2 separate regions of the Homo sapiens genome follow, and region 1 is linked to region 2. Evidence: chromatin loops called from intact Hi-C (ENCODE). Cell type or tissue: endothelial cell of umbilical vein. All regions are shown on one strand. Links, peaks and the distances in the headings refer to the core of each region. The heading gives the core; the rest is flanking DNA. Region 1 overlaps LOC105378379 (a long non-coding RNA gene). Region 2 has its middle 310 kb from the start of ZMIZ1-AS1.

What was found. Hi-C counts contacts between places; a loop is a spot of excess contacts. Peaks named below come from ENCODE experiments on the same cell type or tissue, not always from the same donor. Only the 100,000 strongest peaks of a DNase experiment are listed, where the experiment ranks them.
Region 1: a loop joins it to region 2, with 3 times the contacts of the local background. A loop is called at or near these places in 4 of 110 quality-filtered maps.

What each region holds. Positions count from the first base shown.
Region 1 is chr10:78,698,253-78,703,624 of GRCh38, forward strand. The region is part of intron 1 of LOC105378379 (a long non-coding RNA gene); the gene reads right to left. Among named protein-coding and RNA genes, the nearest start is that of ZMIZ1-AS1, 370 kb to the right of the region's middle. In endothelial cell of umbilical vein, for the core only: no CTCF peak of the experiment used is centred there; a DNase peak (open chromatin) is centred at 2,349.
Region 2 is chr10:78,754,135-78,759,506 of GRCh38, forward strand. No RefSeq gene overlaps it. Among named protein-coding and RNA genes, the nearest start is that of ZMIZ1-AS1, 310 kb to the right of the region's middle. RefSeq lists enhancers at 2,183-2,821, 3,461-4,099, 4,100-4,737. In endothelial cell of umbilical vein, for the core only: no CTCF peak of the experiment used is centred there; DNase peaks (open chromatin) are centred at 737 and 2,877; H3K27ac peaks cover 1,357 bases.

The DNA of each region.
Region 1 (5,372 bases), core at 285-5,284, 56 kb before region 2:
TATTTTCCCCCTTTAACAAATGAGGAAACAGAAGCTCAGAGCATTTACAGCTCTCTGTAAGGTCACACAGCTAATAGGTGGTAGAAATAGCGTCAAGCCTGGGCCTAGGAGAGCCCAACAATTATGTATTTGCCCTGACATAAAATCGCCTCGACGAGAAACCTACAGAGCATTTCCACAGGCTTCCCCAACCCCTGAGCACAGGAAGTAGAATTCCTTTAGCTTTTCTTTTTCTTGCTTTCTTGTCTTTGTTCTGCAGCCATTTTCTTCTCACAAAGTGTGTTTCCCAGCACAAAAAAGCCTGGCTTTCCAGGAGCGGCACCCACTTTCTGAAGAGTTTACTTGCATTGGGCGTCGGAGTTTAGGATAACTCCATTCAAGGCAGATTTCTCTCCCAGAGAAAGCAACCTGATGAATCAGAAGGGATGTTGTGGCAAATGCTATCAGATGCCCCGCCACCCCGCTTCAGCAGAGGAGGAAGCTTCTGCTCTAGTCCGCACCATCCTGCAATCAATCAGGACAACCTGTGCGAACGCAAAGGCGAGGTGAGTAATCAGCACCATTGCTTTGCCCCAGACAAAGTCCCTCCATCAGGTTTTCCAGCTTGATGTGGACCTCACTACACAAACTGTGATGCCTTCTGGGTCAGCAGAAACCTATGTTTAGCACACCCATGTGTGTTGTTCAGAAAACTGTGCAAATCTCTCACACTATTCCCCCATGAGTTGATAGATGTGGTCACTGACGGTTAATTCACTCTTAGACATGGGGAATGCATGTAAATCAATGGTCTTAGCTGTTATTTTAAAATGTGTATTATTGCATTCCCATGGCACTGGGTCTTATGAACAGAAGGTTTAGCCAGACAGGTAGAAAAATTGTTGGGCACATTCCCCCACACTGGACTCCAGGACCTCACCCCCGATTCTTTGTTGAAATGCGTTTTCAAAGAGATAAGTTGGCTTTGATATTGAAGTTAAGTTTCCCCTGAGTCAAGGGTTTATTCACTCATCCTTTGAACAAATATTTAGTGAGAACCATGTACTATACCAGAGCATTGCTAGACATTGGGGAGGCAGCGATGAAGAAGACATAGCTTTCCCTCCTGTGGAGCTGGCATTCGAGACCCATTCTAAGGTAGAGAGTCTGTTGACATCACTCTCAGGAGAAAATCAAATGCTTGAAAGCTGGTTGATTTTTCCCATGGATGAACAGATCCCAGCACCCACGATATGAGTTTATCACTTCCCAGAAATCAGCCTTGTAACTTGTTGTCAGTCAGGGGAAAATGTCACTGTGGAAAGAAACAGATGACCATAAGAGGGGTACCCAGTGTGTGTTGTTGGGACGGCCCCAGAGAGGGAGGTGGCTGGAGGGTACAGGTGCAGCTAACTTGATGAGAGGTCCAGGTGGGTCAACTTGAATTCCAGGCCTTCCACTTCCTGGTGGTGTGAACTGGGACCTTGCTCTGCTCAATGTTATCTTCCGAGCCTCAGTTTCGTCAGCCATAAATATGGGGCAATAATGTCATTCCCATAGGATCGTTGTTAGAACACAATAAGAGACCTTATCCCAATCACCTGGCATGAAGCACAGCCTCTGCACACACTGATCTCCTTGGACCTTCTCCTTTTAAGGTTTTTCCTTGGCTGGGGCAGTTTCACTCATGTTGCCCATGACAACAGCTTACATGCCTCCAACTTCCTTCTCCCCAAAGAGCCTGGGACACTCTGGAGAGCAGCTGCTTCCATTAACCCCAATGACAATATATTTTTTCCTCCAATCTGGTTCAGTTATGAGAATGAAAGGGGGTACTGTTGATAATCACACCCAAAAACCAGGCGTAAACCAGGACTATGTAAGCCAGCAGGGACATATGGTCACCCTTCCGCTGCTGGTCTTGTCAGCTGTGAGGGTGGGTAGAGAACAGACAGCAAAACCCTCCTTCATGGAATTCTAGCCTCACAGCACAGCCAGAAAAAACAGCTTGATAACCCTCTGGTGCACAGAATTACAAGAGGGCTGCTTCCCCCTACCTCCCACCCCCCCAGTACACAAGACCTGTATGATCTCCTTTCTTTCTAAAAGAGAACCTGCGAATATGTTGGGCTCTTACTTCTACAATTAGGCCATATTTGGCTAAGGTGAATGGATTTTTTTGTGTAATTAAAGTCCCAAACCAGTTGACTTTGTGTTATTCAAAAGGGAGATAATCCTAGATGGGCCTAGCTAAAGGAAGTGTAGGTGCTTGCTAGAAGGACTTGGCCCTTCCTGAAAGAGGATGTGAGTAAGAAGGAAGGAAGAGGTTGGCTGCTCTGTTGGGAGACAGACATGAGACTAGAATCTGATGGCAGCTTCTAGGAGGTGAGAGAGATCCCTGGCCAGCTGCCAGCAAGGAAATGGAAACCTCACTTCCAGAGTTGCAAGCAGATTTTTTCCAACAGCCTAAGGGAAGCAAATCTCTCCCAAGTTGAGCCTCCAGGGGAGAATGCAGCCTGGCTGACACCTTGATTTCAGCCTTATAAGACCCTTACTGGGAAGCCCAGCTGAGCCCTGTACAGACTTCTGACCTGTAAGTATGAGATTTTGCAAACAAATGTTGTTTTTAGCCACTCAGTTTCTGGGAGTTTGTTAAGCAGCAACAGCAAATGAATAGAATACAACCCCCAACTCACATGGCCATTTTCTTCCATCCTGTACCCACTCCGACTCACCCCACAGAGCCCCCCCTGCTTTGCCATAGCCCCATTCCCTGAGCCCAGCTCCAGACTCCCACCTCTAGGGCACACTCATTGCCCACTGCCCAAGGTCCTGGGACCTCCTGCACACACACCACCTCTGCTGTCGGCACCCATGGCCTTGTGAGTATTCTTCTGCTTAACCAAGTTTCACTGGATGTCACAGGGTGCCATGCCCTTTGCATAGGCTGTTTCTTATGCCAACATGAAAAGTATAAATAGCTCTTTCCTACAGTTGTACAAATGAAGGCTGAGAGTGAGTTAACTCATCCAGGGTCAATCAGATGCTGAGTAATGGAGCCAGAATTTGAAACAGGACCTTCTGACTCCAAAGTCAGCTCTCTCTGTACCATGCCTGTTGCCTGCTATCCTGTTCAACTGTTTGGTGTCCCTGATCCCAAGAGAGCTGCATTGCTGTGTTGCTTGACATTTTAAAACATGCTTTCATATAATTCATCTCATGTGATCCTCCAATGAACCATGTGAAATATTGTTCCTGCAATTTATAGGTGAGAACACTGAGATATGAAGAATATTCATTCATTTACTCCTTCCACATACATGAATTGAATATCTAAGAGGTGTCTTATAGTACTAGACTCCAGGAGACAGAGAAGAACCAACCACTAGCCCCTTCCTAGGGAGCTCACAGTCCAGGGTGGGAAGCTGATGTGTAGAGAGTCATGTGCTACCCAGGGTAGAATCTGCTGAAGACAGTAGATTTCAGTGCTGATACAGATGGACACTCAGAGAAAGGATTTCAACCCAGGTATGGGGAGAGAGTCAGAATGAGAGGGCTTCCAGGAGGAGGTAGAGAATGACATGAGTTGAACCTTTAAGAATGAGTGAGTGAACTTGTGGGATCAGGGGTGAGGGTACAGAAGGCCTTGGCGGGACACATGACTGGTATGAGGCAGAATAAGACTCAGAGTAGGTGGCTTCCCGGGCACCCACTGCTTTTCAAGGGAGGTTGAGGTAACTGGTTGAGTGGGGCATCTCGATGGGCATTCCTGGGACCCACATCTGGCATTTAGTGGAAACAGAAACAAATGCACATGCACACACACGCACATCAACACATTTAGGTAACACACATGTATACTCACACATACTTGTGCTTCCAACACAGACACACCTACACACTGACACATACAAACACATACATGCACACTCACACACACAGGCACATGCGTATCCATACACACACATGCCCACAAACACATACTTACCCATACCCACACATGTACATACATATACAGGCACATACATGTCTCCCCACACACACAACCCCTTTTCAGGAAACCCAGCAGCAGCCCCAGCTCAGCAGAGCCACTGAGACGCCCCGAGAACTGGTTCTTATTATGCAGAACAGAAAGGCAGGTGAGAAACTGTCAAACGCAGTCCCCAACCGCCCATTGAGAACCAAACAGACAGCACTGTGGTTTCCAGGCAAATTCCAGCTGCTTCCCTGGCGCCCAGGGTACATAAACCCAAGAATCCAAATGATGATTTTCCCCTTCAGAAGAATAACTTTGTCCGGCCCTCCCTCCTCAGGCCAGACAGGTTCCATAGCCCTCGCCCTCACCCCCGCAGGCCAGGAAATCCCACCAGGATGAAGTGCCAGCCAAGGGACCAGCCAGCTCCATCAATTTCTCCTGAAAAGCTCAGAAGAAATTTGGTCATAGAAAATCCCTTCTCTCTTTGCTAATAAAACTTACCAGTGCAGGGCAGGAGGCGGGGAGGAGAGGGACCGCAGACACTCGCCTTGCTAAATTACTTAGAGAAATGGCCCTGATCAGCCATCCAGAAGCAAGAAAGGAAGAAAGCGATATAACGTTTAACCAGCCCGATTTTTTTTTACCTAGATTTTCTCAGTCCTCTAAGCAGCTCTGTGATATTGCATCAGCTCCATTTCATAGTTGAAGAAACGGAGGCACAGCTATGCACCAGAAATAATGTAGATTTCGGAGAAAAATCAATGTGGGTCTGAGCCCCTGGCCTGCTCCCTTGCTTGCTGTACGGCTCAGGCTGGTGGCTTCATCTCTCTGCATCACAGTTCTTCCTTAGGACCCCCAGACCAGATGGGCTGATGCGAGATCGAGTGGATAATATAGGAAAGACACAGCACCGATCTTGGACACAGGAGGCACTCAGACATGCTCATTCCTCACCTTGTCCTGTCTGGCTCCTCTCTCTTCTGAGGTTCCTTCTAATTCTCCCTTGTCTTCCCTCTACAGTGATAAGGGAAGCCCCTGCAGCCCTGGGGGCTGGCTTTCCTGTGAGCTTACCAAGCAGGCACTTGGCTGGCACCTGTACCTTGCCCTTCTTGCTGGAGCCTGGGAGAACTAGAACCCCAGCTTTCACACAACAAAAGTTGGGGCACATCATTCTTCCCTAATCTGCAGAGAGGGCTCTTCCAGTTTTTGGCCAGGAGGGCCTTGGCTCCTGGGTTTCTCTGGATTGGCCACATTTGCTCTTGGCTTCATGAGCCTAAGGGAGCCCCATGTCAGCCTTCACCAGAGACCTCCTCTTCAAGCCCACGTCTATGAAACTCAGAGTTTACCCAACAACCTGGAAATAATATGACCTCTGGGGCGATGAAATATGGGAATCCCAAGTAGGCAGATCAGTCTG
Region 2 (5,372 bases), core at 54-5,053:
CCTTGGAAGTGCAGTATGGCCCTTGGAAGTGCTCTGTGTATTCCGAAAGGACATCATCACCTCTACGGGGTTGGAGGGTAGGGACTGTGGTGGAGACTGCTAGAGACAAGCTTGTAGAGAGAAGCAGAAACACTTGAATGCAAAGGAGTTGGGACTTTATTCTGTACCTGCTGGGGGCCGTTGGAGGCTGTTAAGCCTACTGTGTAGGGTGAACAAATTTGCAGTGCAGAAAGATCACTCAGGCAGCAAGAGGGGACAGAGGGCGCAGGCTGGGAGCAGGGAAACAAGCAGGAAGCTATTGCAACAGCCCCGTGAGAGATGACAAGGGCAGTGGCATGCGACGGAGAAGAAGGAGTGGATGCAAGAGGTATGTGAGGAGCAACCTGCACGGGGCTTGGTGACCTCACACCAGCCAGCTTTGCTGACCTGTCTGTGGGTCACAGAAGATAATGGATGTGATGCACTTTGAAAGCTGCAGAGCACCTTGTCTGGGTGCCATGGCTGGTTTTGACCAGATCATGAAATGCAGCCTCTCTCCTCCTCCCTGGCTCATCTCTGCTGCTTGCTTTTGCCTGTAAGCAAGGGAGAGAGGGGAGGTGAAAAACAGAGACATTAAGTGCCAAAGCTTATGTTAATACAGCATTAAGGTTGAAAATGTAATCTCCTAGGAGTCAGGAAATTCCGAACAAGGGGTTTCCATGGCAACCCAGCCACACTGCTCCTCTGTCCATTCGGGCCCTGTTTTCCTTGTTAAATATGATCCCATCGTATATTATATGTTATCGAGTTAAATGTGCTACCCACAGCATGCAGAGCTCCAGCCAGCAGCCCTCAGAGCTGCAGGAAATGAGTGTGTGTGTGTGTGTGTGTGTGTGTGTGTCCAGGGGTGGGAGCCTTCAGAATTCGCCTAATATAACACAGCCACATCTTAGGTCCTCGTATCTAATAAATGAGGTGTAATTCCATTAAGAGCAGCTCCTGTGTACACCAATGAGCAAGGAGGCTGCAAGCCCTGTGTTCAGAAGGGGTCGTTCAGGGTGCCTGCCCCTGCTTGGGGTGGGTAGGTGAGGGACGTGGCAGATTCCATCACATCCCCCACAGGAGTGCCCAGCAGCTCCGGCAGGACCATCCCTGCCACCCGGGGCTGCCTCCTGGATGCAGTTCTGAAGAGGTGAACTGGAATTACCTGACCCAGTGGTTCTTCTCACATGCCAGCCGATTGAAGATCAGCTGTCACTGTTAGTTAGCATCCCAGGGTACACTGGGCACCAGCAAACAGATGCGGAAAGGAAATTTGATGCTTCTCCAAACCCTGTCTCCCCACTAACACACCACAGTGGACAAAAGACTTCCAAAGACTTCCTCGGTGGCAGTGGGAGTTAGAAAGAAGGGGGAAATGACTGTCAGGGAGGGCAGCTAAGTAGTGCAGTGTGTGACGGAGAAACATCTGTAGGATAATACAGCGGAAAAAGCATGGAATGTTAGAATCAGGCTGCCTGACCTCAGCCGTCTCCCAGCCATGCGGTCTTCAGCAAGTCCCTTAATTTCCCTTTGTCTTAGTTTTTTCATCTGCAAAATTGGGATAAAATTACCATTAACCTCACACAGGCTTGTTGGAGGATTAAATGGGATAATTGATGCAAAAGCTCACTGTAAACTTCTAAATCCCTATACAAATGTCACTCTTCCAGGGAGCTCTAGAAAACCATGCTGGATTCTGGACTACTACAGTAGGCTGTAGAAATTTTGTGATTGGTTCTGGAATTCTGCGTTGGGTTCCAGAATTCATGGATGGGTCTAGAACACAGACAGACTTTTTCTGTAAAGACTCAGATCATAAATATTTTGGGATTTGAGGGCCATGCTGTGACTACTCAAGTTTTCTGGAGATAAGAAATGAATGGGCATGGCTGGGTTCCAATAAAACTTTATTTACAAAAACAGAAAGTGAACCAGATTTGACCTGTGAGCTGTACTTTGCCAGCCCGGGTCTACAGTGATCTGTGTAGGAAAGCAGTTTTGTGAGAATGCTACTCCTCTCCTCAGAATTTAACTCTCCCTCTTTGACACCCTCCTATCCTCCCATCTCCCACCCACTCACATCCATACCTCTTTCTTTACCCAGCCAACTCAACCTTCCAAAACCAGTTAGAGTCAGCTGCTCCACGAGCAAATTGCAGTCACTTTTGGCCCTTGCCTGCCTCCCTCACAGACTGTGAGATCCTTCCAGCAACCAGCTATGTTACCCAAGGCCCTAGCCCTTAGTCAATGTTTGGTCAATGTTTGTAGAATAGATGGTATGAAAAAACAACAACAAACAAACAAACAAAACAAAAAACAGAAAACAAAAAAACATCCCAGGGAGCCAGGACATTGTCATTCTCAGGAAATCTGTGAGCTGGGATCGTTTCCAAAATCTCAGGTCTGGGCACCAATCCTCTAGTTATAAGCTACTCCGTCAGGGCTTCTAGAACCATCAGTAGGCAGCATCTTTATAGATGCAGGCCAACTTGTGTGTCCACAACCCAAGCCTGGGGCCAACCTGTTGTCTACATAGGCGTGGTGGTGCCCTGTGGCAGCAGGCCAGATGGGCAGGAGCAGGTCAGCGGAAGGCTATAACCTTAGCGAGAAGGTGACAGCCACAGCACCCCTCCCTCTGAGGGAAGGCGCCCCATGTGATCAAGCACATGTGTTCCTGCTCATGACAGCGCAGCAGCCTCCTCATGCCACCCTCGGGGAGCCTCAGCCTCCTCCAGGCTGATGATGTGGAAACTTCCAGAAGTGCAGCAGCCTCTCAGCTTTCCCATTTGCTAGCTTCCCCCATCCTCCTCCTGGGCACAGCAGACAGGCAGAACCAAGTTGTGTAACTCACCTCTGAGTCACACTTCCCCTGTTTCCCCCAGCACGGCATCTGCTTTCTGCCTGACAGAGCCAGGCTTCCTCGGGACAGCCAGACAGGCGGCTATTGTTCAAAAGTCAGGGCCGGTTTGATGGGCTCTCCCGCCCCCAGTAGATGAGCTAGGAAGATGTCACTTTTAATTACAACGGTGAGGGAATAGGTATAGGTGTGTGCGTGTGTGTGTATGGAGCAGGGTTCCACAGGCTTGTGCAATGTGCGTGTGTCTTCACATCGTGACGTGGGTGTGTCGTTAGTGCAGGCTTGTGTATTGCATAGGTGTGTGATGGGTACATGTGTGCTTGCACACGCAGGGCTTTGTGTGTGCACAGGCAGATGCTTTTGGGTACATGGGAGGCTGTTTTTCCTATACGTGCTGTGTGCCTAAGAATGTCTGCTGTGTGGCCATGTGCTTTCATCCGGGTCTGTGCGTGTCTTTAATTTAGGACTCCTTCTCCTGGAGGATTCGATAGCTTCCACCCTCTAGCCTTGGCAAATGAATATTTTATTACTTTTCTTTTGCCATAGCATTAAGCAGTTTTCCTGCGAAGAGCGAGAGCATGACACACTCCAGCAGACAGAGACAAGGCCTCTGATGTCAGAGCCCTGAAAAGCAAATCACCCTACGACGACGTCCCAGGAGGGCTCGCAGATGCTGGGTGTTAGGGCCATTAACAACTGATGAGTCAGCCCTTTACCCGTTCGTCCGACAGCATTCTCTCGAAATATAAAGCCAGCACACCCATTTCACAGGAGGCTGGAGGGAGCTCCCTGCCACTCCTCCCAAAGCCAGCCCAAAGCTGTTTAATTTTTTTTCTCACTTCCTGGTCCTCCTGTTAGGCAAAAGGCTGAATCCTGGGAACAGAAGATCATCGTATAACCCAGAGCCGGCAAGTGAAAGGTCCTGACTTCTCCCCAGGCTCAGGGTGAGGGCCAGGCAGCCAGGCTGAGAAGGAGCCAAGAACACAGGAGGCAGGAGGCCGTGGAGGCACAGTGGGAACACCGATATCAAGACAGTGAACAAAGACAAGCATGTAAAGGATGGATTCGTAAATAGGTCATCTTTATATTTCACTCCCCCTCGGGACAGTCTGCAAGGCTGGGGAGGACATGTCTCAGGCTGACCCGCTGAGGAATGGGTTGTACACCACCAACTCTAACCTAATTGGTAGAGGGTTGGCTGCCCCCATAGGCAAAACTAGCACCCTGTGCTGCAGGCCCAGGAAGCTTTAGACATAAGGCAAACTGCTGAGAAGGCCAACGGGGTAGGCTCTGCCATAGCACCCCTGAAAGGCAAGTGGCCTGTCCCACGTCTCCAGAGCTGCAGAGCCACGCCAGGCCCTTGCACTCCTGTCTCTCCAGCGGCTCTCTCCATCCACAGTGACTCAGATGGTGGTAGAAGCTCCTAGCTTCCCTGTCTCCCATCTCTCTAGAAGATGGCTTGGAGCAAGAAGTGCTTACTCCGGGACCTTGAGGCTGGGCCCGTGTGGGGCAGGGGCTGCTCCCCACTGCTGGCAGTGAGTCTGCCACCCAAGTTCTCTGAACCAGAGCAGCCAGGATGGGGATGAAACAGAGCCACATCTGAAACTCTGGAGCACTGGAGCTGGAGACATCATTCCTTGGTTCGCTCCTTCCACAGATAGTCACTGGGTGCTGACTGCATGTTCTGGAATAAGTGTAAAAGTCCCCAAACAAGAGCATTAGAAAAATAAACAGTGTAAAGGGGCTGGGTGTGGGGCTCACACCTGTAATCCCAGTACTTTGGGAGGTCAAGGTGAGAGAATTGCATGAGCCTAGGAGTTCGACACCACCCTGGGCAACATGGCAAGACCCTGTCTCTACCAAAAATACAAAAATTAGCCAGGTGTGATGGTGCATGCCTATAGTCCCATCTACTGGGGGTGCTGAGGTGGGAAGATCATTTGAGCCTGGGAGGTTGAGGCTGCAGTGAGCTATGATCTCACCACTGCAGTCCAGCCTGGGCAACAGAGCAAGACCCTTAAGACCCTGTGAAAGAGAAAAAAAAGAAAGAAAGAAAGAAAGAAAGAAAGAAAGAAAGAAAGAAAGAAAGAAAGAAAGAAAGAAAGAAAGAAAGAAAGAGAGAGAGGAAGAAAGAGAAAAAGAAAAAAAGAAAGAGGGAAAGAAAAGAAAGGGAGAGAAAAGGAGAAAGAAAGAAAGAAAGAAAGAAAGAAAGAAAGAAAGAAAGAAAGAAAGAAAAGAAAGAAAGAGAGGAAGGAAGGAAGGAGGGAAGGGAGCGAGGGAGGGAGAAAGAGAGAGAGAGACAGAAAGAAAGAAAGAAAAGAAAGAAAGAAAGAAAGAAAGAAAGAAAGAAAGAAAGAAAGAAAGAAAGAAAAGAAAGAAAGGAGGGAGGGAGGGGGAGAAGGGAAAGGGGAAGGGGAAGGGGAAGGGGAAGGGGAAGGGGAAGGGAAGGATGAACAAACAGGAGCCTCCTGAGGCTTTTCCATGCTCCGCCCCT